Linked DNA regions of Homo sapiens: regions 1 and 2 are each linked to region 3. Evidence: chromatin loops called from intact Hi-C (ENCODE). Cell type or tissue: HCT116. All regions are shown on one strand. Each heading gives the region's core, and the rest is flanking DNA. Links, peaks and the distances in the headings are about the cores only. Region 1 has its middle 21 kb from the start of GABARAPL1-AS1. Region 2 holds the start of CLEC9A (C-type lectin domain containing 9A). Region 3 overlaps LINC02446 (long intergenic non-protein coding RNA 2446).

Region 1 (11,057 bases), core at 1,488-9,487, 330 kb after region 3:
ACGTAAAGCAAATGTAGCACATTAACATTTAAGAAGTCTGAGTCAAGACTAGCTATTTACACATTCTTTGTCTCTTTCTCACAACTTTTTCTGTAAGTCTGAAATTATTTTTATTTTATGAAAGTAAAAAATCGCTCCCCTCCTGAGTTTATTCATTAATTAGAAAGCTGATAAAGAAAAGAATCAAGTACTTCTCCTGCAAACTCTTATACAAACCGTAACAAAGAGTAACCTAATAATTGATGAGGTGAAGTCGCTATTTATGAAAGTACTTCAGCCAATAAATGAATAGGGAATGATTGAATTAAACTTTCAACGTTTTGTGTCATGAATTAAGGGACCTAGTTAATGACCATCAGTTGCTGCTGACATTACATAAAAGAGACACTAGATAGTAAATGCCTCTGAATGTAACTACACAACTCTTATTATGAAATAGTAGGGCTTTTTGCCCCTCATAAAATTATTCCAACTTGAATCTTACCAAGTATCTACCTTGCTACCAATACACAGGATATATATAGAAAAAAGAAGAAGATGTTGAACTACATACGGAGGTGCAATCAGCAAATCAAGACTGTGGAAAACCCTAAAAGACAAATGACTCAATTCATGCAAGCAACAAAAACAATAGCAAAAACAAAGGTAAAAGATATAACTAGTCACCATAGTGAATCCCTGTATAATTTACTTAAAAACAGAAAATGTACTGACTTAAATGTACTTAAAAATCAGGGAAATGTACTGACCGATAAAATCACATGATGTCTGATATTTCACCTTGATTGGAGAGTGAGTCGATGCTTGTTGAAGCTGGGTGATGGGCACGTGGTAGTTTACTCACTCATGGGAGATACACACTCACCTTGATTGGGGAGTGAGTTGAAGCTGGGTGATGGGCACATGGTAGTTCATTAAGTTATTATGTCTATATTACTTAATGTTTACATTTTTTCATAACAAAAATTCAAATAATATAAAAACTCTTGTCTCTACATTAGTCACTGGGAGCAGAGAACGTAAGTGAAGATCTATTCTACTAATTTCATCATGGTCAGAATAAGATCATGGCATGAAGCTGAACAATGAAAGCAAAGAAAAAAAAAAGGCATGTAGAAAATAGAAATGAGGGCTGGGCATGGTGACTCAGCCTGTAATCCCAGCACTTTGGGAGGCAGAAGCGGGCAGATCGCTTGAGCTCAGGAGCTCAAGACCAGCCTGGGCAACATGGCAAAACCCTGTGTCTACAAAAAATACAAAAATTAGCCCAGCATGATGGTGCGCACCTGTGGTCCCAGCGACTTGGGGGGCTGAGGTAAGAAGGTAGCTTGAGCCTGGGAGGTTGAGGCTGCATTGAGCTGAGATCACGCCACTGCACTCCAGCCTGGGTGACAAAGTAAGAACCTGTCTCCAAAAAAAAAAAGAAAGAAAGTAGAAATGATTATCCCGGAACACCTTGACAATCCCACCTGTGGTAATTTTCTTCTAGAGCAGATTACTATGGTGAAACCAAGCAGTAAAATTTAGCATTGGGCAAAATGTTTTAAGAAAGAGAAAAAGTGGCTCACGTCTGTAATCCCAACACTTTGGAAGGCTGAGGCGGGCGGATCACTTCAGGTCAGGAGTTCAAGTCCAGCCTGGCCAACATGGTGAAACCCCATCTCTAGTAAAAATACAAAAATTAGCTGGGCATGATGGCGGGCACCTGTAATCCCAGCTACTTAGGAGGCTGAGGCAGGAGAATCGCCTGAACCCGGGAAGTGGAGGTTACAGTGAACTGAGATCATGCCACTGCACTCCAGCCTGGGCAACAGAGTGAGACTCTGTCTCAAAAATGAACGAACAAACAAAAGACAGAGAGAAAGAGAAAAGAAGAAAGAAAGAGAGAGAAAGAAAGAAAGAAAAAGAAAGAAAGAAAGAAAGAAAGAAAGAAAGAAAGAAAGAAAGAAAGAAAGAAAGAAAGAAAGAAAGGGGAGGGAAGGAGGGAAGGAAGGAAGGAAGGAAGAAGGAAGGAAGGAAGGAAGGAAGGAAGGAAGGAAGGAAGGAAGGAAGGAAAGGAAGGAAGGATGGAAAGAAGGAAGGAAGGAAATGCTGCTGCCAAATTGGTATCATCCCCAGAGAGCAAGTCACACCTTTAGTCATGCCTTTTGCCTGGACAGAAGAAGCAATTCTCTATCTTTGTGGTACCTGGGCTTATTAGAACCCGTGCTCCTAGAGATTAATTATACAAGTTTGTTTGCTATATAATAGATTCTCTTACTTTGGAGATTTAATCTGTCCTTGATTCTTTTCCCCATCCTTGGCCACCAGCCCATTAGAAGCCTCATCTCATGATACTGTAAAAATATTTTCTCATCTTTTTTGTTAAATTAAGCTAAAACAGTTAAGTGACCACGTACAACAAAAGATAAAGGAAAAGTCTTTGGTGAAAGTTATCCCCTCATTCTGGCTTTTTAGAATTCTTGAGCTTTTCGAACATCTTAATAACAATAAGGTAAGAACCTAAGACTCCCTTCAAAGGTTTTGAAGTCTGAACGAACTGGAAAAATCCAGGGCCAAGATGTCATAAATATGATCTTCGACCTACCCATTGTTATCCTTGGTTAGGTCAGATTCACACAACTCTAAGTGAAATAATCATTATAATCATGTTCTGGATAAAAAATCTCATAAATTTAGACCCAAATGGGCTGGCTTTGTCTTATCTCACCAACTAAATTTCAACACATCATTTTGTTTGTTGAACTAAAATATGCTAGGCTGTTTTGGACAGGATGTTTCTGGTTCTGTGATATGTTCTCCACACATCATAACTCATTAGGTCAGTGAATGTACTTTTTAAAAATATGACTCTGATTGTCTCTTAATAGTCATATTTATTAAATTTCATTTTCATTGAGATTCAAATTAAATTATCTGCTAAGAATAAGTTCTAAGAATGTGGATTCTTTCTACCTGTTTCTCAATTTGTATATAGAAAAACTTTAAAGGGGAAGTTCCTTCTAGAAAGGTATGGTTATTTAACAAATATTATGTGTGTGTCTGCTAGCCTAGTGCCTGACACATATTTGTAAAGTAGTGAAATTATTCAGTGAATGAAAAAGGGCCAGATGCAATGGCTCACACTTATAGTCTCAGCACTTTGGGAGGCCGAGGCAGGCAGATCACCTGAGGTCAGGAGTTCAAGACCAGCCTGACCAACATAGAGAAACCCCATCTCTACTAAAAATACGAAATTAGCTGGGTGTGGTGGCTCATGCCTGTAATCTTAGCTACTCAGGAAGCTGAGGCAGGAGAATCACTTGAACCCAGGAGGCAGAGGTTGCGGTGAGCTGAGATCACACCATTGCACTCCAGCCTAGGCAACAAAGAGCAAAACTCCATCTCAAAAAAAAAAAAAAAAAAAATAGAAAAAAGAAAAACAGACATGTTCTCTGGCCTCATGGAAACCATATTCTAATGAAAGAAATTATAAAATTTAAGTTAAAAAGCAAATTCAAAATAATACAAGTTCCAATATGTGTTGTAAATGAAACAAAAAAGTGTTTGAGATTGACAGCAACAGCAGAGGGGCCCTAGAAACTTTAACTGGATGATCAGAGATTGTAATATTCATGCAGGATTTTTCTTGGCCCTTTTGCCGGACTCCTAGCACGAGTGCCCCATCTCCTCGGCCCACCATGCTCCGCCCCTTGAGAGAGGTAACACATAAGCAAGTGAGTATGGGATCTGGCCAGCCACTCCAAGCACCAATACAGGAGCAAGCTCCATGCAAAGCCCATGTCCAGACCAGTCATGTTGCCTTGAGGGGAACATGGCAGCCTGGTGCCCATGATCCCAAAGCCCCAGAGGGGGTGTGAGTGTGCTACTTAGCTCTTTTAGTTCCACCATCCACAGTCGATAAACGGCTGTGTGTTAGCAGCTCAGTTGGCCACTGACCCTGTAGCTGCCAGTGGGGTGGTTGCCCTCCACTTGCAAGGGCAAAGGGCCAGTGTGACAGCCTCCACCTGCACTTAGTGGGTCCCAAGCTTTTGTCCAGCGTCCAAGAAGAATGAGGTCACACTTGACAACTGAAGAATGGTAAGAGTGGAGAATTTTATTGAGCGATGAAAACAGTTCTCTAGTGGAGAGGGGAGCTGGAGAGGGTATCAGAAAAGCAGATCATGTTTCCCTGAAGTCAAGCTGTCTCCTCCCCAAAGTCAGGCTGTCTCCCCTCCACTGACAGGGGCCTTTATAGGAACAGGATGGGGGCAGGGTGGGCCATAGGTAGTATTGGAAAAAGCAACATTCAATTGGTTAAAAGGCATTATTCAGAAAGAACCAATAAGAAGAGAGCCAACAAACAGGAATGGAAGTCCTCACTCTGGTCTGTGGGTTTCAGGCTGTTTTTGACCTGAAGGTAAGGTTTCCCCAGGGACCCATCCCTGTCTGTCTAGGATTTCTCTGCCTCCTGCCTCTATTAATATTTAAGTTACGACAAAGTATGAGAAGGAGCTGGCTATACAGAGCTAAGAGAGGAGCAGTTCAGTGGAAGATACCAGGTATGTGCACAGCCCTGACTGAGACAGAAAGAATTTAATGCCATTCAAGAAACTAATAAAAGGCCAGTGTGGTTTGTGATTAGTTAGTGACAGGGCAATTGACATGTGACACTGGAGGATGAGGAGATAAACAGAGGACTGCTTGCATGCACAACCTGTAGTAAATTGGAACATTATAAACAGTATTACTTAGTTGTATATTCTATGGCAACAAAGTTCTATTATCATTCTACTTGCCTGTTTTCCCCCTAAGACAATACCAATCTAACTTCTAATCTTTTTTTATCCTCAGAAGAAACTTAATCTCCCAAATAAACAAGGAATGTTTGAGAAAAGATGCTCCAGAAATGCTGACTTCCTTTTCCTTTTCCTGCCTCACCCTCCTCTATCCACTTTTTCTTTAGACAGTGCCTTGCTCTGTCACCCAAGCTGGAGTGCAGTGGTGCAATCTCAGCTCACTACAACCTCCACCCGCCGGGTTCAAGCGATTCCCCTGCATCAACCTCCAGAGAAGCTGAGACTGCAAGCATGCTCCACCACAGCCAGCTGATTTTTGTATTTTTAGTACAGACAGGGTTTCACCATGTTGCCCTGTCTGGTTTCAAACTCCTGGCCTCAAGTAATCTGCCCACTTTGGATCCCAAAGTTCTGGGATTGCAGGTGTGAGCCACCACACCCAGCCCACTGTTACCTTTTGGAACAGAAGAAATATATCTATTTGTCTAAAACAGAAATGTTATTATTTCATCTAGATGCTGAAAGAGACACCAGAGTCAACAAAAATGTGCAATGCATCTTCCTCCTTTGGGGGAAGATTTAAAAAGAAAAATTGACAATGAACAAGCTTACTTCTTATTTTTTCTCTATTGTTAAAATTCTGTGGTTTTGTTTACAAAAAGGTGACACTATTATTAATAACAGATTGATTAAAAAGGAAAATAATTGCAGCCAGTGAGGATTAAGGCTGCAGTGTTATTAAGTGGATCTGGCCTGCCACCTGGTGGCCAGAAGTACAATGACCACACTCGTTTTGGAAATGAAGCCTCCCTGAACTGTAAAGGAGTAGGAGGGAAGAATTAGAGGTGGGAGCTGCCTTGCAAACTAGCTTAGCAATGTCTTTCAGTCAGATCAAAATAGAAGACAGATGACAGAAGACAGGTGGCTTATTTTCTTAAAGATGTACAAAGAAGCCTTATGCTATAACCTCCACTCGTAAGTAGCATGATATAGTTTGGCTTTGTGTCCCCACCTAAATCTCATCTTGAATTATAATCCCATAATCCCCACATGTAATGCGAGGGACCCATGGGGGCGGTTTCCCCCATGCTGTTCTCCTGACAGTAAGTGAGTTCTCATGAGATCTGATAGGTTTATAGCAATCCGGCATTTCCTCTCCTGGCACTCATTTTCTCTCCTGCCGGCCTGTGAAGAATGCACCTTCTGCCATGACTATAAGCTTCCTTAGGCCTCCCCAGCCATGTGGAACTATGATTCAATTAAACCTCTTTTCTTTTTAAATTAACCAGTCTCGAATATTTCTTCATAGCAGTGTGAAAATAGACTAATACAGTAAATTGGTATTGAGGAAGTGAGGCACTGCTATAAGGATACCTGGAAATGTAGAAGGGAAGCGATTTTGCAACTGGGTAGCAGGCAGAGGTTGGAACAGTTTGGAGGGTTCAGAAGAAGACAAGAAGATATGGCAAAGTTTGGAACTTCTGAGAGACTTGTTGAATGGTTTTGACCAAAATGCTGATGGTGATATGGACAATGAAGTCCAGGCTGAGGTGGCCTCAGATGGAGACGAGGAACTTGTTGGGAACTGGAGCAAAGGTGACTCTTGCTATGCTTTAGTAAAGAGATTGGTGGTGTTTTGTCCCTTCTGTAGAGATCTGTGGAACTTTGAACTTGAGAGACATGATTTAGGGTATCTAGCAGAAGAAATTTCTAAGCAGCAAACTGTTCAAAAGGAAGTAGACTATAAAAGTTTGGAAAATTTGCAGCCTGAACATGCAATAAAAAAGAAAAACTCATTTTCTGGAGAGAAATTCAAGCCAGCTGCAGAAATTTGCATAAGTAACAAGGAGACAAATGTTAATCACCAAGACAATGGGGAAAATGTCTTCAGGGCATGTCAGATACCTTCACAGCAGCCACTCCCATCACAGGCCTGGAGGCCTAGGAGGGAAAAATGGTTTCATGAGCTGGGTCTAGGGCCCCCCCTGCTCTGTGCACCCTTGGGAATTGTGCCCTGAATCCCAGTTGCTTAAACTCCAGCTGTGGCTAAAAGGGGCCAAGGTAAAGTTCAGGCCATTGCTTCTGAGGCTGCAAGCCCCAAGCCTTGTTGGCTTCTATGTGGTCTTGAGCCTGTGGGTGCACAGAAGTCAAGAATTGAGGTTTGGGAACCTCCACCTAAATTTCAGAGGATGTATGGAAATGCCTGAATGTCCAGGCAGAAGTTTGCTGCAGGGGTGGAGCCCTCATGAATAACCTCTGCTAGGGCAGTGTGGAAGGGAAATGTGGGTTGAAGCCCCCACACAGAGTCTCCACTGGAGCACTGCCTAGTCGAGCTCTGAGAAGAGGGCCACCATTCTCCAAACCCCAGAATGGTGATCCATTGACAGTTTGCAACATGTGCTTGGGAAAGCTGCAGCCACTAAGCACAGCCAGGAGTGGGGCTGTACCCTGCAAAGCCACAGGGGCAGAGATTCCCAAGGCCATGGGAGCCCACCTCATGCATCAGGCTGAACTGGATGTGAGACATGGAGTCAAAGGAAAACATTTTGTAACTTTAAGATTTAATGACTGCCCTACTGGATTTTGGACTTGCATGGGGCCTGTAGCACATTCATTTTGGCCAATTTATCCCATTTGGAATGGGCGTATTTACCCAATGCCTGTACCCTCATTGTATCTACGAAGTAACTAAGTTGCTTTTGATTTTACAGGCTCATAGGCAGAAGAGACTTGCCTTGTCTCAGATGAGACTTTGGACTTGGACTTTTGGGTTAATGCTGGAATGAGTTAAGATTTTGGGGGACTGTTGGGAGGGCATGATTGTATTTTGAAATGTGAGAACATGAGATTTGGGAGTGGACAGGAGGGGAATGATATGGTTTGGCTTTCTGTCCCCATCCAAATCTCATCTTGAATTGTAATCCAGTAATCCCCATATGTCATGGGAGGGACCCAGTGGGAGGTAATTGAATCATGGGGGTGGTTTCTCCCATGCTGTTCTTGTGATAGTGAGTGAGTTCTCATGAGATCCGATGGTTTTATAAGTGTCTGGCATTTTCCCTGCTGGCACTCATTCTGTTTCCTGCTGCTCTGTGAAGAATACACCTTCTGTTATGATTGTAAGTTTCCTGCGGCCTCCCCAGCCATGCAGAACTATGAGCCAATCAAACCCCTTTTCTTTATAAATTACCCAGTCTTGGGTATTTCTTCATAGCAGCATGAGAATAGACTAATATATAATGAAATCTGGCTGGGTGCAGTGGCTTATGCCTGTAATCCCAGCACTTTGGGAGGCCAAAGTGGGCAGATCACCTGAGGTCAGGATTTCAAGACCAGCCTGGTCAACATGGAGAAACCTTGCCTGTATTAAAAATACAAAAATTAGTCAGTCATGGTGGCAGGCACCTGTAATCCCAGCTACTCGGGAGACTGAGGCAGGAAAATCTCTTGAACCTGGGAGGTGGAGGTTGCAGCGAACCGACATTGTGCCACTGCACTCCAGCCTGGGTGACAGAGTGAGACTCCATCTTAAAACAACAACAAAAAAAAGAAATCTAATCTATCAATTAAGATTATCTTAATTTCTGCAGCACTGCAAAACAAACATTGATGGAGAAGGAAATATGGATCTGGCAAGAATTATATTCTTCTTTTTTTTTTTTTTTTTTTTTGAGACGGAGTCTCACTCTGTCACCCAGGCAGGAGTGCAGTGGTGTAATCTCAGCTCACTGCAACCTCCGCCTCCTAGGTTCAAGCAATTCTCTGCCTCAGCCTCCCGAGTAGCTGGGATTACAGGCACCCACCACCACGCCTGGCTAATTTTTGTATTTTTAGTAGAGATGGGGTTTCACCATCTTGGCCAGGCTGGTCTTGAACTCCTGACCTCATGATCCACCCACTTCGGCCTCCCAAAGTGCTGGGATTACAGGCGTGAGCCACCGCGCCCAGACTACTTATTTTATTTAAAAGTAAAATAAGGCAAATTCAGAAGAGGAGTTCTGTATTAGTGAAGATTCTCCAGAGAAATAGAACCAATGTTATATATAGCCATGTGTCACTTAAGGATGGGGAAATGTTCGGAGAAATGTGTTATTGGGGGCTTCATCATTGTGTGAACATCATAGAGTGTATTTACACAAACCTAGACGATATAACTACTACACACCTAGGCTATACGGTATAGCCTATTGCTCCTAGGCTACACACCCATTCAGCACATTACTGGAGTGAACAGCACAGGCTATTGGAACACAATGGTAAGTATTTGTGTATATAAACATATCTAAACATAGAAGAGGTACAGTAAAAACATGGTGTTATAATCTTATGGGATAACCATCATGTATACAGGCTGTCATTGACTGAAATATCTATATGTAGCACATGACTAGATATAAATGCATATAAAGACTATATGTATATAAATATCTACATATAAATAAAGAGAGAGATTTATTATTCTTATAGAAATTGGCTCATGGAGGCTTATGGAGTCTGAGAAACCTCACCATCTGTCTGCAAGCAGGAGAACCAGGAAAGTCAGTGGTATAATTCAATCCAAGTTTAAAGGTCTGAGACCAGGAGCTGTGGATGTCCCAGCTCATGGACAGAAAGAGGGACTCTCTACCCTCTAACTTTTGTTCGATGGAGGCCCTCAATGGATTGAGTGACACCTGCCTACATTGGTGGGAGAGGATCTTCTTTACTAGGTCTACTGATTCAAACGCTAACCGCTTCCGGAAACACCCTTACAGAAACAGCCACGGATAATGTTTCGCTACCTATCTGGGCATCCCTATAGCTCAGTCAAGTTGACACATAAACTTAACCATCACAAGCGGCTATTTCCAGAACTGTTCCCAATGTGTTGTTAAACAAAGAGCACCCAGTTGAGTCGACCACAACCCTGGCTATACATATCACTTAAGAGGCTTGTAAAAAGTAAAGATGCCATGAATTTTACATTATGTGAATTTTACCTCAATAAAAAGGAGCCTATAGCATAGGGAGGGGGCGGTGGGGGGAAAAATTAAAAAAACTAAAAGTATGGATGCCAAACCCTCCGGTGTCCTCCCCAAGAGTGATGCAGAAGTGGGGCTCTGCCATCAGACGTTTTTGGGAGCTCACCACTGATGGTCATGTGCAGTCAGGGTTGGAAAGCACTGCAGAGATTGATTTTGTTCAGTAGGATGGATAGGGATTTTAATTGAATGTAGCAATAAAGACCCAGGGTTTTTGTTTTTGTTTTTGAAGAACAAACAAACAAAACTCCCAACATTAGAGCAGTCATAAGCCGATTGTAAAAAACCAATATTATCCAACTTCAAAAAATAACAATTAAAAGAGGTCAGACGCGGTGGCTCACGCCTGTAATCCCAGCACTTTAGGAGGCCGAGGTGGGTGGAGTTTGAGGCTGGTAGTTCGAGACCAGCCTGGCCAACATGGTGAAATCCCATCTCTACTAAAAATACAAAAATTAGCCAGGTATGGTGGCAGGCGCCTGTAATCCTGGCTACTGGGGAGGCTGAGGCAGGAAAATCGCTTGACCCCAGGAGGCGGAGGTTGCAGTGAGCTGACATTGTGCCACTGCACTCCAGCCTGGGTGACAGAGTGAGACTTCATCTAAAAAAAAAAAAAAAAAAAAAACGAAAAAACCAGCCTGGCCAATATGGCAAAACCATCTCTTCTAATAATACAAAAATTAGCCAGGTATGGTGACATACGTGCCTGTAATTCCAGCTACTAGGAAGGCTGAGGCACAAGAATCACTTGAACCCCAGAGGCGGAGGTTGCAGTGAGCCAATATTGTGCCACTGCACTCCAGCTTGGGCGACAGAGTGAAACTGTGTCTCAGAAAATACATACATACATAGATAAATAAAATTTTAAAAACTCAAAGGATCATTTTTAACTTTTCCTTGGATAGGCCCCAATAAATCTGTTACAAACAAAATACCCGAATCATGGTCCCCAGGTCTTCATTCCTTGTTAGGCTGAGATATGCTGGATTGTAGACTTATTTTTATACTGATTGTTAATTTCTCTCATTCATAACACTTTATCTAGTAGTCTCAAGATTCCATTTGCATAGATAAAACTGTGTTTAAAATGCTGTTTTCTGTACAGTAAGTCCTCACTTAACATCAATAGATTCTTGGTAACTATGACTTTAGGCAAAATAACATGTAATGAGACTAATTTGATCATAGGCTAATTGATATAAACAAGAGTTACTTTCCCACAGCATGTTTCTGGTCAGAAAAGACACAACCATTTCTT
Region 2 (11,057 bases), core at 1,403-9,402, 530 kb after region 3:
TAGGTAAATAACGAAGAAATAAAAGATGATAAATGAAAGATTCTAAAATATCTCATGAAAAATCAACAAATATACAAACAAGCAACAGCTACGCAGACTACAATGTGCCACTGGAGGACTGTGAGATTTCCTGGAGGAAAAAAGCACAATATTTTAGTAAACAAAGTGGGATGACGCAAATTTTAGGTAGAGAGAATAGAATGAGAAAGATTTCAGACAGGGGAACATAGGATTTACATATGAAATTGAAAAACTCCATTTTGGCTGATTCTTAGGATATGCAAGATAGGAAGAGGGACAAAATAGTTTTTAAAAATAGTTTGGATCCACACTGAGGAGTTCTTAAAAGCCAGTAGTAAATTCTTAAAAATACTTTTAATTAATAAAAAACTTAGCTATTTTGATCACAAGGAAAAGGTCAGTGTTCTCCTTTATTGAGAGTATCTTGGCAGCTATGTATAGGACAATTGGATAGTGACAAACAGACAAATAGTGACCATTGAGAAGCTTAGTGGGATATGCCATGACCCTTCGGTATTGCCTTCCTCCAATCAAATCTTTGGCAGAGTCAACACTTACACCAAATCCCCAGAGCCACCAGCCCGACAACCATCCCCATGCACAGGATCAGCAGAATCAAAGCCATCACACACCACCAGGAGGAGGAAGCAGGGCCAATTGTAGGCATATAATAAAGACATCAAGGAGCAGGCAGTATGGGTTAGCTATGGGGAAGGCTCACCCCTGCCCCTGCCCCTGCCTTCTCAGGGTCCTCCAAGTAATAGAAAGAGCTTTGCTGGCAGATCTCACCTGTGTTCTCCTGATGATCATCAACAATAGGCATGGCCCACCCCCATACCACACATCCATCCTCATCCCCAATGGACTTTACCTCTCCAAGCTGAAATATTACTCTCTGTTAAGGCCTGATGTGTTTGCATTTTTTGTTTTGTTTTGTTTTATGCCCACCCATCCTATAACTACTTTAATAAACAGCAACTGGAGAATCACACACACACATTTAACTTTATGAAATGAGCTTTTAAGTTATTTTAGCTTGCATTGAAAGTAGTTATAAGAACAGCCATACAAAGCTAGCTGATGTGTTTATTGTAGGAATATTGGGGAGGATGCTGTCTATTTTGCCATTAGAGTAGCTCTTATATAGCTTTATGGAAGTATTTTGTTGTTGTTGTTAAACCCCCATGAGCAGTAAAGCTTCCCTTTTTCCAATTAAGTAGTAGTCTTTTACTTTATAAATGACCTGATTTCTTTTTTTTCTCTAATTAGCAGAATGTTAGACTTCTCAATATAGTAACTATGTGGGTTATAGTGGCAGATATTTTGTTTACTAACACGCCTTTTGGCATAGCTTGTACATATTTTTTTTCTCCCTGCTATCTCCTTCACTCTGAATTCTTTGTCAATTCACTTAAAATGGTCTTCCATTCTAAAATTTCTTTCTCTACACTCTTCAAATTATTTTGAGAATGAGGTGAAGAATAAACAAACAAACAAAAAAGACAGTACCTGATTTTGGAAACAAAAACTTAGTATGATTCAAATATTTTTACCAAAAACCAATTCTTAATAATAAAAGCTCATTTCCAAGAAATGCTGAATTATTTAAAAGTACTACAAATTAAAAAAAATTAAAATCCCAAACCCATTTTTGTCACTGAGTTTTTTATCTCAGTTAAAATATTCAGTGGTTCCCAGTCGTAAGCTGGGTAAATCCAGTCACTTACCATTCACCTACCACAGCTTCTGTTCTTGAAACTTTTGTTTTAGCCAAAAGGGACTCTTAACCCTTCCTTCACTAATTCTTAGGCTATGTGAACTTTTTTTTTTAACATTTAAGACATCTTCCCCACTCAACTACACACCAGCCCACGTTCTTGTCCCTCTTCCTTGCTTCACTCTTTTCCATAACGCTGATCACTATCCAACACACATAGAGTTACCTTTGATAATAAAATTTTTGTCCTTTAACCCCAGAAGAAAATGTCCCATGGCTCTAAAATAGTGACTGACATGCAGTTAAAGCAGGTTCTTGAGTAACATCCTTTTATGTAAGATTGTTTTGTTATAACGATGTTGAGAAAAAAAATTGCTTCCCAGCTGGGGCCACTGTGTGGAGTTTGCACGGTCTCCCCGTGTTTGCATGGGTTTTTCCTGGGTCCTCCAGTTTCCTCCCATGTCCCAAAATGTGAACGTTAGGTGAATTGGCGTGTCTACATGGTCCCAGTGTGAGTGAGTGCGGGTGCGTGTGAGTGTGCCCTGCGATGGGATGGTGGCCTCTTCATAGTCGGTGGCCTCTTCATAGTCAGTGCCCTCCTTGGCCCTGAGCTGCCTGAATGGTCTCTGGCCACCTGAGACACGGAGCTGAAATAAGTATGTGGGAAAATGAATGAATGAATGAATACAAATTATTGTAAAATAAGAATTTGTAAAATAGCCAATAATTATACAAATGCAGGTAAATAAGCAATGTAGTTCGAAAGCGCTCAGTGAGCCCGCCCTATTCCTGATTGTGTATTGTTGAACGGCATGGTTTAGAAGGTGCTTCTGTCAATTTTTACTTTGCAAACATCTATTCCTTGATTTTACCTACTACTATGACCACCAACACCCACTGATTTACTAAAAATTGGGTATATAATTATCTTGTTTTCATTCATCTTTTCTGAATGTACGTAATAGGTATAGTTCACATTTGTTTTAATGTTTACTCTTAGAAGTGTTCTGAGTCTTTATTTACAAGGTAGGTGATGTTTTTGTGACCAGAAATATGCTGGTTGGTTTGGTTCTACCTTGTTTCTACGCAGCTTCTAAGAATCTATTGATGATGTTAAGTGAGAATTTCCTGTGTTACCCAATACGTATTTGTTGAATGAATGAATGCATATATGTATGACGGGCATTATCATCCTGATTTTGATCATGGGAAGAGAAGTTTAAGAAATTTGGGGGACTTTTTAAATCATGGTATTTCTTGTAAAAAGTAGTACCTAGTAGCATCTACCCAGTTTGTAAATTCTTTCTACTACACTTTGATGTCTTTCATAGACTCTATTATCTATGTGTATAGCTGAAGAATGAGTAAAAGATACTAAGATAACAATGACAAGGAGTACATGCAGTAAGAATTGAAATTAGTGGAATGTATAACATTGTAGATAAGACTGATTAATATACAGGGATGGCCTGTGGATGTGTAGAAGAGAAGGGCAATAAGATGTTGACTACTGTGGGTGTTATGACTGCAGACAGAAACAAAAGAAGTATTTTGTAATTGGTCATAGCTTTTCACAGACTTCTTACCACCTTTAAGCTAAAGCCTCAGGTGCTTCTATTAGTGATATTCAGTCCTCTCTCTCAGCCCTCTTCATTACAATTGTTGGTTTGCCTTTGACTTACCAGGCTTTCACACAAATACTAAATGCTATTTAATTTGTAAAGGGGTAAGATTTCCTGTCATAGAAAAGTATAGTTAATATTTTCTCCTTCATTTACAGAAAGCTTAAACATGTGGATTTCAAAGTGGAATGAGCTTTATTAAAAGTTAATACACCAAACAACTAATAACTATCAGACCAAAATTATGGCAGAACATTTGTGACAAACAGTAGTGAAAATGAAGGGAAAAATGTGTCAGACTGCAGTCCTATCACAAAGTTTATCAGGCATTTGCATACCAAACATGGAAGTAAAAATTAAATAAGAATGAATGATAATCAGTTGGATTAATTAAGATTTGCATTGGTATTTGAAGGAAAGGTAAATATTGCCTAAGAAGAAAAAGAAGAAGGCAATGTTTATCAGGCAGGGCAAACATCTTAATAAAAACTGGGAGTTTGAATAAGTATACTTCTTGTAAAAAGCAGTACCAGGCACCGGGCATGGTGGCTAACTCCTGTAATCCCAATACTTTTGGAGGCTAAGGTGGGAGGATTGCTTGAGCCCGGGAGCTTGAGATCACCTTGTGCAACATGGTGAAACCCATGGTTTAAAAAATTAGCTGGGTGTGGTGGCGCACGCCTGTAGTTCCATTGCGTGGGAGGCTGAGGTGGCAGGATCACCTGAGCCCAAGAGGCAGAGGTTGCAATGAGCTGAGATCGTGGATCTTGCCACTGCAGTCCAGCCTGGGTGACAGAGCCAGACCCTGTCTCAAAAACAAAACAATAACAACAACAAAAATGTACTATCATCTAATCTACTCAGTGCGATTATGGGAAATAGTGCGATTGATTGAGGGAAAGTGGTCTGATCAAGTATATTTGAATTGAGGATTCATAGTATGTTAAGTATATTTGCCATTGCACTTTCCTTTAAAATTACTACAAAATTTCATGGCAAGGGCAATTAATTAATCATTTATTTGAACATATGTGATACAGAAGTGGGGCAGAGAAGTGCTGGATAGAGAAAGGCGGATCCCTGGCGAGGGCTCCACCCCCGGGCCTTTGCCCACCGACCTGGATGAGGACAGGCACTCCTGCCTTCATGCCCAGATGTTGCATTTCCCAAGACCATCCTGGCCCGCATGTCCCCATCCTGTGCCTATAAAACCCCCAAGACCCTAGCAGGCAGACACATAAGTGGCTGGACATTGAGAGTAGTCATCAATGGAACAAGACATAAGTGGCTGGACGTCAAGAGCATATCGGCAGGCCACCAACTGGTGAAACAAGGCAGAGTTTGGCCGGGACAATCAGAGGAGAGCCTGGGCCACTGAGTGGCCAGACTCCAGGGGAAAACCATCACCCTTTTGGCTCCACCATCCGCTGAGAGCTACTTCCTTTCACTAAAACCTTGCACTCATTCTCCAAGCCCACGTGTGATCTGATTCTTCCAGTACACCAAGGTAAGAACCCTGGGATGCAGAAAGCCTCTGTCCTTGCTATAAGGTAGGGGTCTAATTGAGCTGACTAACACAAGCCACCTATGGACGGCTAAACTAAAAGAGCACCCTGTAACACACGCCCACTGGGGCTTCAGATACAAACATTTACTCCTAGACACTACCGTGGGGCCGGAGCCCCACAGCCTGCCCCTCCCCTAGAGGTCTGAGTAGCGGGGCACTGAAGAAGCGAGCCATACCTCCATTGCACACTCTGCTAGGGGGACAAGAGAACTTTTCCCATTTCATATGTTTATTGATCACTGTGGAAGTCCCAGGCATGTTTCTATTTTCTGGGGACTAATCGTTAATGAATCATACAAGCAATGAGCTTGTATTATAGTAAAGGGTGGGGAGCACAGATAGTAAAGAAACATAGAAAGCAAAGACCAATATAATTTTACATCGAAAGCAAAGATCAACATAATTTTACATCATGAAAAGTGCTACAAATGAAGAAAAGTGATATAATTGAGTTCTTCCAGACAGGCTGGAGGCAGACCCTGGTTGGGCTCATGAGAATTGGTTTGTTTAAGCTTCACTGTCAGTGCTTGGGCAATGTCCCAGCTTTCTTCCTTTTTTTAAGATAATCCAGAATAATCCAAACTTACTTCCACTATGACAGCTGCCATTTATTGCTCTTTCTATATGCTTTTATCAGTTACATTTGTGGTAGGCATTAAACTTATGACAAATTTACTGCTAAGAAAAATAAAGCACAGAGGCTCAGTAACTTGCCAAAAGCCACAGGGCAAGTAAGTGTTGATCCAGGATTTGAATCAATCAGCCTGTCTTCACAGTGCTTCATTTTAATTCAGACATTTTATTATCCTGGTCAGGCATACTCACCTAATTGGGTGACTATATTAATACATTTAAAAATAAATTCCATCCTATATCCATCCTCTGTCTCCTCCTTGTGGCCATTTATTTTTCTTCTGCTTTTAGTTTATTTTTGTTTCCCTTATGCCTTTGATAACTCTGGCTTTCATCTTCATTTTTCCCTATTTCTTTTTTTGTAAATAATTCTGAATTAATTGTCATTCTGGCCATTCTCTGGGTACTATCCAATTTAGGCCCCACTTTAAAAGTGTCCTCTGAAACAGGCATAAGATGTGAGAATGGAAAGACTGTTAAAGAACAGAGTGAGAATGAATCCTCCTATCATGTTAACTCAGCATTTCTTTTAAGGTATTCTCAATCAACAATACTTCCATAATTAATAACTGTGCTTCCATATTTTCCAAGGTGAACAATATTTTCTGACATGTTTAATTCATGTGAGAGCAGCAAGAAAAGTCAAAGGTGATTCCAAGTTTTTGGCAGAGGAACCGTAGGTATGGAATATTCATTTATCGAGATGGAGAAACTCATTGGGAAGAGTCACTCATTTTTTGATGTGTTAAGTTAAAAAATCCTAAAATATATCAAAGTCAATATGCCAAGAATCCAGTCAGATATGTGGTTCTGGAGATCAAGCAATGGTATGGAAATATAATTTTGGACATTATCAATGTATGGCTATTAAGTCATGAGGTTACAAGAGATTAATTCCCATTCTGGCCATTCTATGGGTACTATCCAATTTAGTTCATCCCAGGATAAATTAAAAAAAAAACAAGAGGACCAAGAACTGAATTCTGGGACACAACAACATTTTAAATTAATTTAAGGAGGAATCCAAATCTGAGGGAGGATTGGGTTGTGAATGAAGCAAAAGGAAATTGAAGAGAACGGTGTCCTAGGGAACACTGTATTTTAGAGAAGAATGTATGTTATGAAAAGGGAATAATCTTTTTTTTTTTTGAATGCTTATCTGGTGCGTGAGATGAATTCTGAGAACTAGCCATTAGATGTGTTCATGTGGAGGTTAATGGTGACTTTGACTGGAGTGTTTTCATAGAAATAGTGAAGGAAAAAGCCTAATTAACATAAAGGAAAAGTAGGATGAAACAGTAAGCACAGAGAGATTTTTGAACATTTTTGTTGTCAAGAAAATTAGAGAAATGTTAAGAAGAAATATAAGAAAATTAGAATCGTGTGTATGGGGGCATGGTAAACAAAAGATGGCTTTTGCTTGTTTTTAACATAGGAGATATTATACCATGTTGGGAGGTGAAGGTGAGTGAACAAGTGGAGATGAAAAGAAATTGATAGTGCCAGAGCGAACCAAAGAAAGAAAATTACAAGCTTGAAATCCCTATTGGCCGGGCGCGGTGGCTCACACCTGTAATCCCAGCTCGTTGGGAGGCCGAAGCGGGCGGATCACGAGGTTAGGAGATCGAGACCATCCTGGCTAACACGGTGAAACCCCATCTCTACTAAAAATAAAAAAAAATTAGCCAGGCTTGGTGGCGGGTGCCTTTAGTCCCAGCTACTCGAGAGGCTGAGGCGGAAGAATGGCGTGAACCCGGGAGGCGGAGATTGCAGTGAGCCGAGATTGCGCCACTGCAGTCCAGCCTGGGTGACAAAGCGAGACTCCGTCTCAAAAAAAAAAAAAAAAAAAGAAATCCCTAAGGAGGTAGGTGGATGGATTTTAATATACAGATGGAGATTGAGCATAGATTATGTTACGGGATCTTTGGGATGTTGATTTTCTGTTCAGAAACCTGTGTGGCTGTGGCGTCTTTGCCCGAGTTCTTGTCCTGCGTCTATGGTTGCTAGATTGTATGTTAATATTATACTTAGCTCTGTAAGAAACTGCCACACTGCCTTCCAAAGTGGCTATGCCTTTTTACCTCTCACCAGCGGTGAATGAATGCTCCTGTTGCTCCACATCCTTGCCAGCATTGGATGTTGTGAGTATTTTGGATTTTAGTCATTCAAATAGTATACAGTGGTTTCTCATTGTTGTTTTAATTTGCAATTCCCTCCTAAGGTATGACATTGAGCATCTGCAACACTGAACTTAGCTCTCCAAACAAGGCTCAGCCTTGTCTGCATTCCTTTCCCTACCCTCACTTCCCCTTCTACTTGGAATGTTATTTGTAGCATTTGTTTGTCTCCTGTAACCCTGCCAATCCTTCCCAATCCTCAGAGCCTTCACTGACAGCATCGGGCGGCTCACTCGTTCCTGCTGCCATAGTAATTTGTGCGTAACTTTTCTTGAGATTTATCACATCCTGTTATTATATGCTGTTTCTTCTACCGACATTGGTTGCTACTCCCATTTCTCAACCTCCTGGCTTCAAGCAATCCTCCCACCTTGGCCTTCCAAAATGCTGGGATTACAGGTGTAACTAACTGCACCTGGTCTTGCTACTCCCGTTTCTAAATAAAATTTCAATCTGAGTAAAAACTAAAGCCAATTTCTTCCCAAAATGGTGGGGGGCACTGGACACAATATCGAAGACCATTAGCACAATCAGTAGCACCAGACAATGAGTCAGCAGAGTCACTAAAGCCTCAGGCCACGAGTTAGAAGACACTTCACAGATTAAAGGAAATCAACAGAGGAGTAAGAAATAACCAGGGATGGCCTCCTGGAGATTTCGTGTTTGACTCCCTTTCCCTCTCTATCTCTAAAGAGAAAGTGCAGAGGGCATTTTAGACTGAGGGATCAGTAGGAGCAAGAGTAAGGAAGCTACCTGATTTACAGAGGCTGTCTACTGCCTGCAGTATCAGGCCATTGAAATACACTTAACGTCTTTCCACCAGCGGCTCCAGCCTTCCCCTCCACTTGCATCTTCCCTCATCCATCTCTGCAGATGATACATACTCCCACATATCATTCATTATTTCTTAAATATATCAGCTCACACCTTCATATTATTTTACATTTCTTCAGAATCTTTCCTAACCTAGAATGCCCTTTCCCCTTTCTCCTTTAATCATGCCTTTCTTATAAAGTAGGTTCAGATGACCTTCTCTGTCAGCATCATCTGTAATGACATACCTTCCACCCTACTGCCAGTGGTTCTTACCTCTTCTGCAGAGAGTATCATCAGTTTGAATCATTTAGATCTTGGCTAACATGGGAATCTTTACCATTGTGTGGATCAAATACCCAGATCTTGATAAGAAAAATAAAAATGCTATTGTCACATAAATGGCTGGGTTTAATCATCTGTGGGCCTTAGAGTATGTTTTCTTCAGGACAAGGTAGGCCGTTGTGCTTCACAAGAGCTTGCGAGTTATTTGAGAAGAATCAAAACATGTTGCCAGTCTAGCAGAAAAGCATTTCAACTTCACCACAGATTGCCACAGCCGGGTACAAACGGAAGTCCCGCCCCCTTCCAGGTTGTTGGGGTGGGAGCTGCCGGATGAGCTGCTGCGGCCCTCGGGGCGCAGGACCACACCATCTGCGCAGCCTGCACCCTCGCGGCCCGGTAAACTTGACAGTTTCTTATAGAGGTAAGTATAGTATTAACAGACAATCTAGGAACCATAGAAAGTGGAAAACCTGTACACACTGCTGAGACCAGCTCGGTCTGGGAGACCCTAACCCAGAGGCGCTAGAGGAATTAAAGACACACACAGAAATATAGAGGTGTGAAGTGGGAAATGAGGGGTCTCACAGCCTTCACAGCCGAGAGCCCCGAACAGAGATTTACCCACGTATTTATTAGCAGCAAGCCAGTCATTAGCATGGTTTCTGTAGATATTAGGTTAACTGAAAGTATCCCTTATGGGAAACAAAGGGATGGGCCGAATTAAAGAAATAGGTTGGGCTAGTTAACTGCAGCGGGAACATGCCCTTAAGGCATAAATTGCTCATGCTATTGTTTGTGGCTTAAGAATGTCTTTAAGTGGTTTTCCACCCTGGGCGGGCCAGCTGCTCCTTGCCCTCATTCCCGTAAACCCACCACCTTCCAGCATGGGTGTTAGGGCCATCATGAACATGTCACAGTGCTGCAGAGATTTTGTTTATGGCCAGTTTTGGGGCCAGTTTATGGCCGGATTTTGGGGGGCTTGCTCCCAACACACACAAAAACTGGCACACACATTTTCACAGGAGCTTTATTCATAATTGCCAGACATTAGAAGTAATTATGATGTCTTTCAAAAGATGAGTGGATAAACAAACTGTGGTACATTCATGCAATGGAGTATCATTCGACAACAAAATGAAATGTTGTCAAACTATGAAAAACATGGAGGAATCTTAAATGCATATTACTACGTGAAAGAAGCCGGTTTGAAAAGCTATCATATTATCCTAGCTATATGACATTCGAGAAAAACCAAGACAAAGAAAACAAAGAGATCAGTTGTGACCAATGATTCAGGGGAAGAGGAAGATTGATAGGAAGGGGGAAGATTGCTGAGTAGGTAGGGCACAGGGGATTTTTGTCTGCAAAAATGTACACCCATGTACATAAGCAGGGCTCTGAATTTTTTAAACTTTTCAAATTTTGTGGCAGGGCCTATTGAATGGGTTGAGGGAGACCTTCCTGATTGATACCTACTAATGTATATACAAATTTGAGACAGATATTTTGAGGGAGAGTGGAATTCAGGTACAACATACCTATTACCCCAGAAAGGTGTCAAGTGGAAGTAAAAAAAAAAAAAAAGAGGTGTGTGAGGTAAAAAATTAAATTAAATTCTAAATGAGGACATGGAGGTTCTTGTGGAAAGTTTTTTCTTGTATATATATATATATATATATATATATATATATATATATATATATACACACACACACACACACACACTATGTTTTCTTTATCCACTTGTTCATCAATGAAATGAACATTTAGCTTGTTTTCATATTTTGGCTATTGTGAACATGGGAGGAAATGAGATATTTGTAAGACTAACTCAAACATTGCATTAAATGGTCCATATTTAATATAAAGAAATCAAGATAATTAATATATACGTCTGGCTTTTCAGATAATGGATGTAAGCCCTGTCCTGAAAGGTGGCAATGGAGCAAAAGACCAGTAATATAAAATAATTCAGGAATCCATAACATGGCAAGACAGCAAGGATAAAAATTTTTAGAGGATCTCTAAAATTTCTACCTTACTCAATATAGAGAATAAGGAATTGGTAAATATGCAGGTCTCCTGTCTTTTGTTAAAATTTACAGAGGTGAGGTGAGAAGGTAAGGGTAAGTTAAAAAAATTATTGAGTACCTAATAATAAAATACTATGCTCTCAGGCGAGTCTATAAATGATCACATTTAATTCTTCCTTTGTGTGCAAA
Region 3 (11,057 bases), core at 1,169-9,168:
GCAATGCTTTCTTGCACTAGATTTAAAAATCCTCAAGAATGACACTTATTTCCAAATACCTATGTTGGTGCATTTGAAATCTAAAAGAAAGCCAATGTAGGAGGAGACTGGGAGTAGGGAGAGTCACAGAAGATGAAGAAGTAGAGGCCAGAGAATGAGTTAATTTTTGATGCTTATCTTACATTCGAAGGGAAGTCATTTTCAATGGAGGAGAGAAAGGGTAAAGATTGCATTTTAGGAGAATAGGCTGCCTGCAGTGTGGAGGATTTATTAGCTGAAGATGAGTGGATACAATCTAAAATTTCCTTGTTGTGAAAAGTCTTTGCAGTTTATGAGTCTCATAGTATAGGAAAAGTAAGGAGTGTTTAAATAAATTTAAATCAAACACAAATAAATCTGTGACTGTAAAATCGTTCCATCACCTGTGACTCTCACTTCAAATTTTTACAAAAAGGACAAATAGCAGTGACAGTACTTTTGCCCACTCCTACCTTATAAACCCTAGTGCCACTACTGTTGGACACTACTGTTTCAGCAAATAAGGAAACATATAAGACAAAGAACACAGGAGTCAGGAGGAAGCAGCTTATTTTGATCAAGTTGTGACAAGTTGAGCATTAATAATAATAAATTAATTGAAATACACTAATATTTTATAAGGCAATGAGTTTCTAATGATACTTAAAAGACAAAAGTTCTCTAGATTACAACTATTGGTAGTTATTAATATTGTTTTGTTTCAAACACTGTTGCAATTACACTTTTAATTTATATGCTAATTTCTTTCATCTGATTTATCACGCCAATATGTTTGTGTCGCAATATAATCATGAATTGTTTACTTGTAGGTCACCCGTCCAAGGGCTGTGCTAGCTGCCAGTGATACTAAGATGCTGTGTTTTACTATTGGTAGCTGTAATCTAAGAGGAGGAATATAATAGATTAGATTTAAAAAATGTATTTCAATAAACTGATAAAAATTTTAGTAAGTTGTATTTTAATATATCTAAATCATTCTATTTCCTCTTTTTAAATATATGTGTGTTTATACAGCAGTATTTTTTAAAACTGTATAAGTAAAGGATAAAAATATTGGGAATTGTGAGTCAAACAGTTTAGAAAAAGCAGAACTAGACACAGGATGCTCATGTACAGTAAGAAAGGAGAGAGAAAGGGGAGTTGAATATTGTGTTATAAAATGATGACTTAGCCAAATGTCTTAAAAAGGGAGCTTACTTTATTGAGAGTTTTTAGCATGAAGAGGTGTTGAATTTTATCAAAGGCCTTTTCTGCATCTAGGTATTGATGGAACGTATCTCAAAATAATAAGAGCTATTTATGACAAACCCACAGCCAATATCATACTGAATGGGCAAAAGCTGGAAGCATTCCCTTTGAAAACTGGCACAAGACAAGGATGCCCTCTCTCACCACTCCTATTCAACATAATATTGGAAGTTCTGGCCAGAGCAATCAGGCAAGAGAAAGAAAGAAAGGGTATTCAAATAGGAAGACAGGAAGTCAAATTGTCTCTCTTTGCAGATGACATGATTGTATATTTAGAAAACCCCATCATCTCAGCCCAAAATCTCCTTAAGCTGATAAGCAACTTCAGCAAAGTCTCAGGATACAAAATCAATGTGCAAAAATCACAAGCATTCCTATACACCAATAATAGGCAAACAGCCAAATCCTGAGTGAACTCCCATTCACAGTTGCTACAAAGAAAATTAAATACCTAGGAATACAACTTACAAGGGATTTGAAGGACCTCTTCAAGGAGAACTACAAACCACTGCTCAAGGAAATAAGAGAGGACACAAACAAATGGAAAAACATTCCATGCTCATGGATAGGAAGAATCAATATCGTGAAAATGGCCATACTGCCCAAAGTAATTTATAGATTCAATGCTATCCCCATCAGTCTACCACTGATTTTCTTTACAGAATTAGAAAAAAAAAAAAAAAACACTTTGAATTTCATATGGAACCGAAAAAGAGCCTATATAGCCAATACAATCCTAAGCAAAAAGAAAAAAGCTACAGGCATCACGCTACCTCACTTCAAACTATACTACAAGGCTGCAGTAACCAAAACAGCACAGTACTGGTACCAAAACAGATATATAGACCAATGAAACAGAACAGAGGCCTCATAAGCAGTGCTACACATCTGCAACCATCTGATCTTTGACAAACCTGACAAAAACAAGCAATGGAGAAAGGATTCCCTATTTAACAAATGCTGTTGGGAAAACTGTCCAGCCAAATGCAGAAGACTGAAACTGGACACCTTCCTTATACCTTATAGAAAAGTTAACTCAAGATCGATTAAAGACTTAAGCATAAGACCTAAAACCATAAAAACCCTAGAAGAAAACTTAGGCAATACCATTCAGGACATAGGCATGGGCAAGGACTTCATGACTAAAACACCAAAAACTGGCAATAAAAGCCAAAATTGACAAATGGGATCTAACCAAACAAAAGAGCTTCTGCACAGAAAAAAAAAACAAAAAACTATTATCAGAGTGAACAGGCAACCTACAAAATGGGAGAAAATTTTTGCAATCTATCCATCTGACAAAGGGCTATATCCAGAATCTACGAGGAACTTAAATTTACAAGAAAAAAAAAACAACCCCATCAAAAAGTGGGTGAAGGATATGAACAGATACTCCCCCAAAGAACACATTTATGCTGCCAACAGACATAGGAGAAAAAGCTCATCATCACTGGTCATTAGAAAAATGCAAATCAAAACCACAATGAGATACCATCTCATGCCACTTAGAATGGCAATCATTAAACAGTCAGGAAATAACAGATGCTGGAGAGACTGTGGAGAAATAGAAACGCTTTTACACTGTTGGTGGGAGTGTAAATTAGTTCAACCATTGTGGAAGACAGTGTGGCGATTCCTCAAGGATCTAGAACCAGAAATACCATTGGACTTAGCAATCCCATTACTGGGTATATACCCAAAGGATTATAAATCATTCTACTATAAAGACACATGTACATGTATGTTTATGGCAGCACTGTTCACAATAGCAAAAACTTGGAACCAACCCAAATGTCCATCAATAATAGACTGGATAAAGAAAATGTGGCACATATACACCATAAAATACTAAGCAGCCATAAAAAAGGATGAGTTCCCGTCCTTTGCAGGGACATGGATGAAGCTGGAAACCATCATTCTCAGCAAAGCAACACAGGAACAGAAAGTCAACCACCACATGTTCTCACTCATAAGTGGGAGTTGAACAATGAGAATACATGGACACAGGGAGGCAAACATCACACACCAGGGCCTGTCAGAGGGTGGGGGGCTAGGGGAGGGATAGCATTAGGAGAAATACCTAATGTAGATGACGGGTCGATGGGTGCAGCAAACCACCATGGCACGTGTATACCTATGTAACAAACCTGCACGTTCTGCACATGTATCCCAGAACTTAAAGTATAATTCAAAAATAATAATAATAATGAAAAGGAAGCTTACTACAAAACTTTCATTTCTCTTTTCCTAGGATATAGAATTTCTAAGTGGCCCTTAAATAATACAATAAAGCATACATAATTTGTAATAATCCTAACATAAAATATCAGTATATAATAGAGATAGGATAATACATAATGAAATGTTGGTTGAGACTTGAAACGTATCATTTATGATGGAGATATTAGGTTATAAAAATCCAAAAACATGTGAAAGATGAGAATTTGAAATGTCTTATTTTTATAACAAAAGAAGTTTAACTCTAAAATAGGAGATGACTTCATGGCCTGCAGCTGGAGTTAATTATCGTGGCAAAAACAAACGGGTCCCAAACTGACTAAAAATCAGTTGCTTGACCAGCCATTTACTGAAATATTTTGCTTATTGGTCTAGGGAGATCACTACAAGCCCAGAAAGATGTAAAAGGATGCATTAATACAACTAATGGAAGTTATCAAGTGGAATTATAGCCTTAGAGAAGAATAAAAATTATAGGAATAACAAAAGAAATGAAGTTTAAAAACTATTGTTATATTTTAGGATAGGTTTAAGAGTAAGCAATAGGTTTTGTAATAATTTTCTTTGGGTATATTTGCTACTTAAGGTGTTTGAGGTGCTCAAAAGACTTAGCTTAACTAAATCTGTAATTGTAGTTTAAATTTGTATAGGACTTAAGTAATTTTGTATAGGACTTGAGTAATTATGTTGAAATCACTATTCAAATGTTTGAATAGCTTTCTTTCTTTTTTTTATTTTTTTAAGACAGGGTTTCTTGCTCTGTCACCCAGGCTGGAGTGCAATGGGCGATCTTGGTTCACTGCAGCCTCCACCTCCCGACTTCAAGTGATTCTCCTGCCTCAGTCTCCTGAGTAGCTGGGATTACAGGCATGGGCCACCATGCCTGGCTAATTTCTGTATTTTTAGTAGAGATGGGGTTTCACCATGTTGGCTAGGCTGATCTTTGAACTCCTGTCCTCAAGTGATCCGTCCACCTCAGCCTCCCAAAATGCTGGGATTACAGGCATGAGCCACCAGGCCAGGCTCAAATTCTTTTTATTAGTTAATTAGTTAACTATTTGTGTGTAACAAATTACTAAATTATCCCACAACTTATGCTTTTTTTGGGTCAGGAATCCAGCCATGGGTGACTCTGACTTAGAGTTTCTCACAAGGATGCCTTTGGGGTGTGGGTGAGGGCTACAGTCATCTGAAGGCTCAGTTGGGGCAGACTCATATGCAGCCTCATGCACATGCTGTTGGCTGGTGTGAGGTCCTCACTCACTGTTAACAGGAGAAATGTCAATGCCTTGCCTCATAGACCTCTCCATAGAGCTACTCACTTCATGGCAGTTTGTTATTCTGTTTTCTGCTGGGGACGTGTATGTGGGAGAGGGGAGTGGGAGAGAAAGAGGGAGAGAAAGAGAAACAGAGATGCCAACTTGAGCACACACTCTGGGAAGAAGATTATACAATGGCATGAATACCAAGAAGTGGAATGATGACTGGAGTTATTTTAGAGAAAGTCAACCACAATTACATATCATACATTTGATAAAAATGATTCAAATGACAAATATTAGTAAATATTAGTCACCACTTGTGAAAGCCTTTGGTAAAATTTATAGTGGTAAATTTGCATTATGTATCCCCATTAAACTACACATTCCTGGAAATCATGCATGGAGACTTCATCTTTTTCATCAGCAGGGAATAGTACTACCATGTGGTAGGTACTCCAAAAACTCAGGTTGAAGAGATGAATGAATGAGCATTGTTTGAGTTTGTAATCTTCATTTTACATGGCTCCTGATAATTTTTAGAAATCCAAACAGCAAGAATGCTTTCTGACAACGTATAAGACTTGTGCTATTTGCCATCACCTTATAAATTTAATTTTGCTCATTACAGTTTTCAAAAGGTTTTTCACTTCTGATTCTGTAATTTTGTACTAGGCCACCAGATGGCATCACCACATAAACCAAGCTCTAAAATCAAGGCTTATTTGAAAATTAGTCTTGCTGGTCAGAATGAAGTAATAACTATATTCTCATAAACTGCTGTAGCAAATGTTAGTAGATAACTACTGCACACAAATTTAGCAAAATATATTGATAACCTTAAAAAATGGTAGTACTTTTTGAGCCAATGAGTCTACTAGAAATCTATCTTCAGAAAATAATGTGGACAAAATGGTACACACTCAAGATTTTACCTTAGCATTATTGGAATTGTCAAATACCAGGTAAAATCTTGGGTCCAACAATAATGAAAGGGTTAGTATATATGATACAATCATACAATTAAAAAACATACACACTTTCAAATGACTTATGAAGTATTCAATGACATGAGAAATGCTTCTGGCATAATGCTAATTTATGAATTGGGTTGTAAACTAATGTGTGATTCCCAGTATGTTGCATAGAAATTATAGAAAGGAAACATATTAATGTAATTTTATAAGGAAGTGTTTTTCTCTCTTCATATTTCTCCTTGTTACTCCAATTTTTAACAATGACTCCTTGGAACATCATATGTTAATAAGAAAAAATCAAGTTAACAATAACATAACATTAGTTTTTTAGGGCTGGGCATGGTGGCTCACTCCTGTAATCCCAGCCCTTTGGGAGGCTGAGGCAGGTGGATCACCTGATATCAGGAGTTTGAGACTAGCCTGGCCAACATGATGAAACCCCATCTCTACCAAAAAATACTAAAGTTAGCTGTGTGTGGTGGCTCACACCTGTAGTCCCAGCTTACTCAGGAGGCTGAGGCAGCAGAATCCCTTCAATTTGGGAGGCTGAGATTGCAGTGAGCTAAGAAGGCACCATTGCACTCCAGCCTGGGCCACAGAGCAAGACTCTGTGTCAAATAAATTAAAAGCTTTTTAGTACTTATAATTTAAAATTGTTTGTCTTCTACTATGTTAAACCATAAAAATATGCATTCATTCAGCCAGGCATGGTGGTTCATGCCTATAATCTCAGCACTTTGAGAGGCCAATGTGGGAAGATTGTTTGAGGCTAGGAGTTTGAGTCCAGCCTGGGCAACAAAGCAAGACCCTGTCTCTACAAAAAGGGAAAAATTTTAAAAATTAGCTGGGCATGGTGGCACATGCCCATAGTTCTTGCTACTCAGGGAGCCGAGATGGGAGGATTGCCTGAGCCCGAGAGACAATTCAAAGTAGAGGCTGCAGTGATCTATGATCAGGCCACTACACTGCGCCCTGGGCAACAGAGTGAAACCCTGTCCCAAACAAAAAACAAAAATCAAAGAAAAAGCATTCATTCAGCAATTATTTATTAGTGGTTTTTATAAATTGCACTGTATGTTGATGGTTCAAAAGTGAGTAACACAATTTCTGCCTTCCCTGAATGTATGATCAACTTGGATTGAAAGCTATATAAACAGATATTTTGTAAAATAACAAGTACAATGCTAAAGACTAATGATGGTACAATAAACTTTCTTCATCCCATTTAATAGTTGCAACTCTTCCAATTTGAATTATTCTACAATATTTGGTTTATGTGACATACTGAACTTTGTACATATTTTTCATTGTATAATGATTTCCAACAGCAAATATGGCACATGAGTAAAAAATATTTGCATTGGTTACGGGTATTTCTCTGTTGGAAAAGATATTCTCTACCTGTGAGAAAAGGATTATTGGTGCTGTTATTAAGGTAGATTATGGTAGGAAATACTGTTAATAAAATATCTTGGTGGTTTGATTTTTCCAACATTTGAACTGTGAGGCTGAGATGATTTTTAATAATATGGGTTTCCACAAGATTCCCCCTCTTCTCTAGAACTCAGCATTTTAACACAGCAGAATTCATATGTGAAGAGGGAGAACATGTATAGGCAACTCTTTTTGGAGAGGAGGAGTTATCTTTGGAAAGCAGCCTTTTAAAGATGGTTTTCCTCAACACCATCTGTACTAAAATACAAAAATTAGCCACGCGTGGTGGCGTATGCCTTTAGGCCCAGCTACGCGGGAGGCTGAGGCAGGAGAATCACTTGAACCAGGGAGGTGGAGATTGCAGTGAGCCGAGATGGCACCACTGACTCCAGCCTGGGCGACAGAGTGAGACTTCATCTCAAAAAAAAAGAAAAAAAAAAAAAACCAACATTTGTGTGTCATATCCCTTGAATGTAAAAAACAAAGTGATTTGTATGGAAAAGGCTTTTTAAAAAAAAATTTGACAAACATTTTCTATAATTAATTACAGAAAAGTAGGGTGAGAATGATCACATAATTTATCCTCTCCTTCCTACCTATGTAAGTATAAGCGAGGATTAAAGTAGACTACATAAAATATAGATGTACATTTGTCAATTGAATGTCCTTTCGTGAGTCATCTAATGCCCCTAATTTTTCATCTCTAAAACACGGATATCATTTTGGAGAATTAGATGATATATGTCAAACAGCAACAATAACAACAACAAAAAAATCCTAACCCCCCAAAAACTGTATTTGACACATGTCTTTTCTATATATTGGTTTGATTCAGCTAGTAAACTATGGAATGTGAGTGACAGCACAAAGAATTAGCCAATGCTTATTTTTGAAGAGAGTCAATAATAATAAAAGGAATTATTAATTTTCTCACTTTCAATAAATCCAACAAAATACTTTTCAAAAACATGGAATCTAAGGTAAAGTATGACTATTAGAAATCGTAAAAAAAAAAATGAAGGAAAACTCCCAAAAAGACAAAAAAAAAAAAAAAAAAAAAAAAAAAACTACCAATCTGGGTCCAAACATTCTATTTTCAATCATCAGACTCTTTAGTACAATATCACATTATCATGTGAATGTTTCTTACGGTAAACCTATGGGGAGAATCCATACTCAAGCAGCCAAATTTAAAGCAAGCCAAGGATTTAAAGGTACATCTTAAATCCCTGTTATTTTAAGAATTAGCTTTTTGCCTTGTTCCTAGACCTTGGATGAAAGCGGGAGAAGAGAGGAGGTCTTGTCAGGGTCCCCCTGGGCCTCCTGGTACACAGTGAGCCCCTGTGCTTGAGGCTTCCTGTGTGGTTTTAGCTCACAGAGCCCAGCTAGCTCCAGCTGCAGCTCTTCCTCTGGTGGGCTACATGTTGTTAACCTCTCAGGAAGTATCTGGGTCTATTTTATGCTGTATTTTCATAGTGTCTTTGATAATGGATTTTCAGTTCTTATGAGGTTGGAGGATTGAGTTGGCATAGTGATCTAGAACTCACTTATGTGTCATTTAGTTATATATTTTATATACTATTTATTATTTACTATAATTATTTCCATTATTATTTACTATTAGATATTATTTATATATTATTTACTGTTGGTTTGAACATGCTTTGACAAGATGATATGACATTGACTGAGTTTTAACCAATGGATGACCAGTGAAAGTTGGCCGAAAAGGTGAGGTACTAGGAAGAACCTAGATGGGCATGAAAAATGCCAGTGTAAATCCACCAGGTGGAGGAGTAATTGGAATGAATCACTGAGAATGTGTTTAGAGCTATGTGTCTAGGCTATAAATTGACCCCATATAGGCATTGCGCCTGCTCTTGGTGTTATTACCATCGGGCAACAGGCAATGCTCTGTTAGGCTTGACCTGGAGATTATCATTTTCAGGTATCAAAAATTGGGAAGAGGAAAGAAACATAATGCATAATTCGGTCTAGTTTTTATTCTATAAATATATAAGGAAATCCTGCTATTTGTGACAACATGGATAAACTTAGAGGACACTATTCTAAGTGAAATAAGCCAGACGCCAAAACACAAATATTGCGTGATCTCACTTGTATGTGGAATCTAAAAAAGTTGAAGACACAGTAACAAAGGGTAGAGTGGTAGTTACCAGGGGTTGGGGGCTGGGGGAGAAGTTAGTCAAACTTTTAGTTAGAAGATGAGTAAGTTCTGGAGACCTAACGTACAGCATGGTGACTATAGTTAATAATAAGGTACTGTATACTTGACATTTGCTAAGAGCAGGTCTTAAGGGTTTTTAACCCCACACACACAAAATGGTGGCTAGGTGAGGTCATGGTTATGTTAACTTCATTGTGGTAATTGTTTCACAATGTATATGTATATCAAAACATCATGTACATTTTAAATATATACAATTTTTGTGAATCATGTCTCAAGCTGGAAAAAACCAGTGAGATGCTATATAAATGATTAAACATATTCCCATTTTGCATTTAGGTTAAGAAAGAATTTTATATTCAGGTATATCCTTACTTTTGAACTACAGCCAACCTCTGATCATTTAACTTTTTAGTTTCCCATTTTTATTTATCCCACCCAGGGTATTAATGGTAGGGATTCTTCACAGCTGTGACTCATTTGCTTCCAGCGCCAGCACCAGGGAATTTCAAACTTTATTTGGCATAAGAATCACCTGGAGAGCTTGTTAAGCTGCTGATTATTGGGTCCCATTTCAGAGTTTCTGATTCAGTGATTCTGGCGGAGAGCCCAAGAATTTGCATTTTTAACAGTTCCCAGGTGATGTTTCAGTTGCTGGTCCTGGAACCACACCTGGGGAACTTTTGCTCTAGTTTATTTTCAGTTATTTCTCACTGAAAGTACTAATGATGTAGACCAATACTCTTTGGTCAATCTGAAAATTCCTCCCTTGGACTTGCTTTCTCTGGCAGAAAAATACTCTGTTATTTCTTCAGACAAAGCCCCAATTGGCCTTTTCTTTCCAGAGCCTTATTTTCTGATTAAATGTTTTTTTCCCCTAATAGAATCTGTTTTCTTCCCTCATTAAGGTTCACCTCTTCTTGCTGTCTGTAGTGACAGACGGTCCCTGCTTTCCTGCCTCTTACGAGAATCCCACTTGTGAATGAAGAGTTCAGTTCAGCTTTATCTTGACCAGGTGCGAGACTGCCCCTTTGTGATTCTCAATCCCACACAGGGTGTCCAAGTTTCCTATCTTCTCCTCGGGGGAGCTTAAAAGTGTCCAGAACTGTTGAAGTGGCAAGTTGTCCACAGGTGACAGATAGTAGAAAATGCATGACCTTATTTCTGTCCCATCGTGTTCAAAGGTTCTCTTGTTAGTTAGCACCCACTACCACTTCATTTTGCACTCCGCTTTTCTGCCTTCCCCTTCCCAATGCCTGGGGGAAAGAAAACATCGGGTTCAACAAGTGAACTTTTACTTCAGACTCTTCATAGTATTTTCTTTGCAAATTATCGAAAAAGAGTGCCTGGCTAGGGCATGAAAGAGAGGGAGGGAAAAACCCTGAGAATAAGAAAACCACTGGGCTGTTATCCCTCTAACTCTGTCTCTCTAGATTTGGATATTAATTCATACATACATTTGTTCATTCATACCTTCATTCTTTCCACAAATATTTATTGAGCCCTGCATGCCTTTTGCTAACACTAACCACCACTTTTTAAGAGATCGATTTCCCTCTACATATACTATTTTCTAATTAAGTTCAAATGGTATACATTATATATTAAACATATATATGCATATTAAACATATATTTAAATGTGCACTAGTACAATTTATATGTAAGGAGTGTG

The links. Hi-C counts contacts between places; a loop is a spot of excess contacts. Peaks named below come from ENCODE experiments on the same cell type or tissue, not always from the same donor. Only the 100,000 strongest peaks of a DNase experiment are listed, where the experiment ranks them.
Region 1: it touches region 3 in a loop (10-fold over the local background); 100 of 110 quality-filtered maps call a loop at or near these places.
Region 2: it touches region 3 in a loop (15-fold over the local background); 7 of 110 quality-filtered maps call a loop at or near these places.

The regions. Positions count from the first base shown.
Region 1 is chr12:10,230,433-10,241,489 of GRCh38, reverse strand. It overlaps a transcript of KLRD1 not described here. Among named protein-coding and RNA genes, the nearest start is that of GABARAPL1-AS1, 21 kb to the right of the region's middle. In HCT116, for the core only: a CTCF peak has its summit at 5,552 (motif pointing left); a DNase peak (open chromatin) is centred at 5,549.
Region 2 is chr12:10,028,742-10,039,798 of GRCh38, reverse strand. It overlaps CLEC9A (C-type lectin domain containing 9A), which reads right to left and starts at 9,117. Exons shown (of 9, transcript NM_207345.4): 1 at 8,827-9,117. LOC102724020 (a long non-coding RNA gene) reads left to right here and starts at 9,176. Exons shown (of 4, transcript NR_169587.1): 1 at 9,176-9,256. In HCT116, for the core only: a CTCF peak has its summit at 5,842 (motif pointing left); no DNase peak of the experiment used is centred there.
Region 3 is chr12:10,556,918-10,567,974 of GRCh38, reverse strand. The region is part of intron 1 of LINC02446 (long intergenic non-protein coding RNA 2446); the gene reads right to left. LOC105376675 (a long non-coding RNA gene) reads left to right here. Exons shown (of 2, transcript XR_931358.2): 2 at 1-985. Among named protein-coding and RNA genes, the nearest start is that of LINC02446, 9.1 kb to the right of the region's middle. In HCT116, for the core only: a CTCF peak has its summit at 5,479 (motif pointing right); a DNase peak (open chromatin) is centred at 5,484.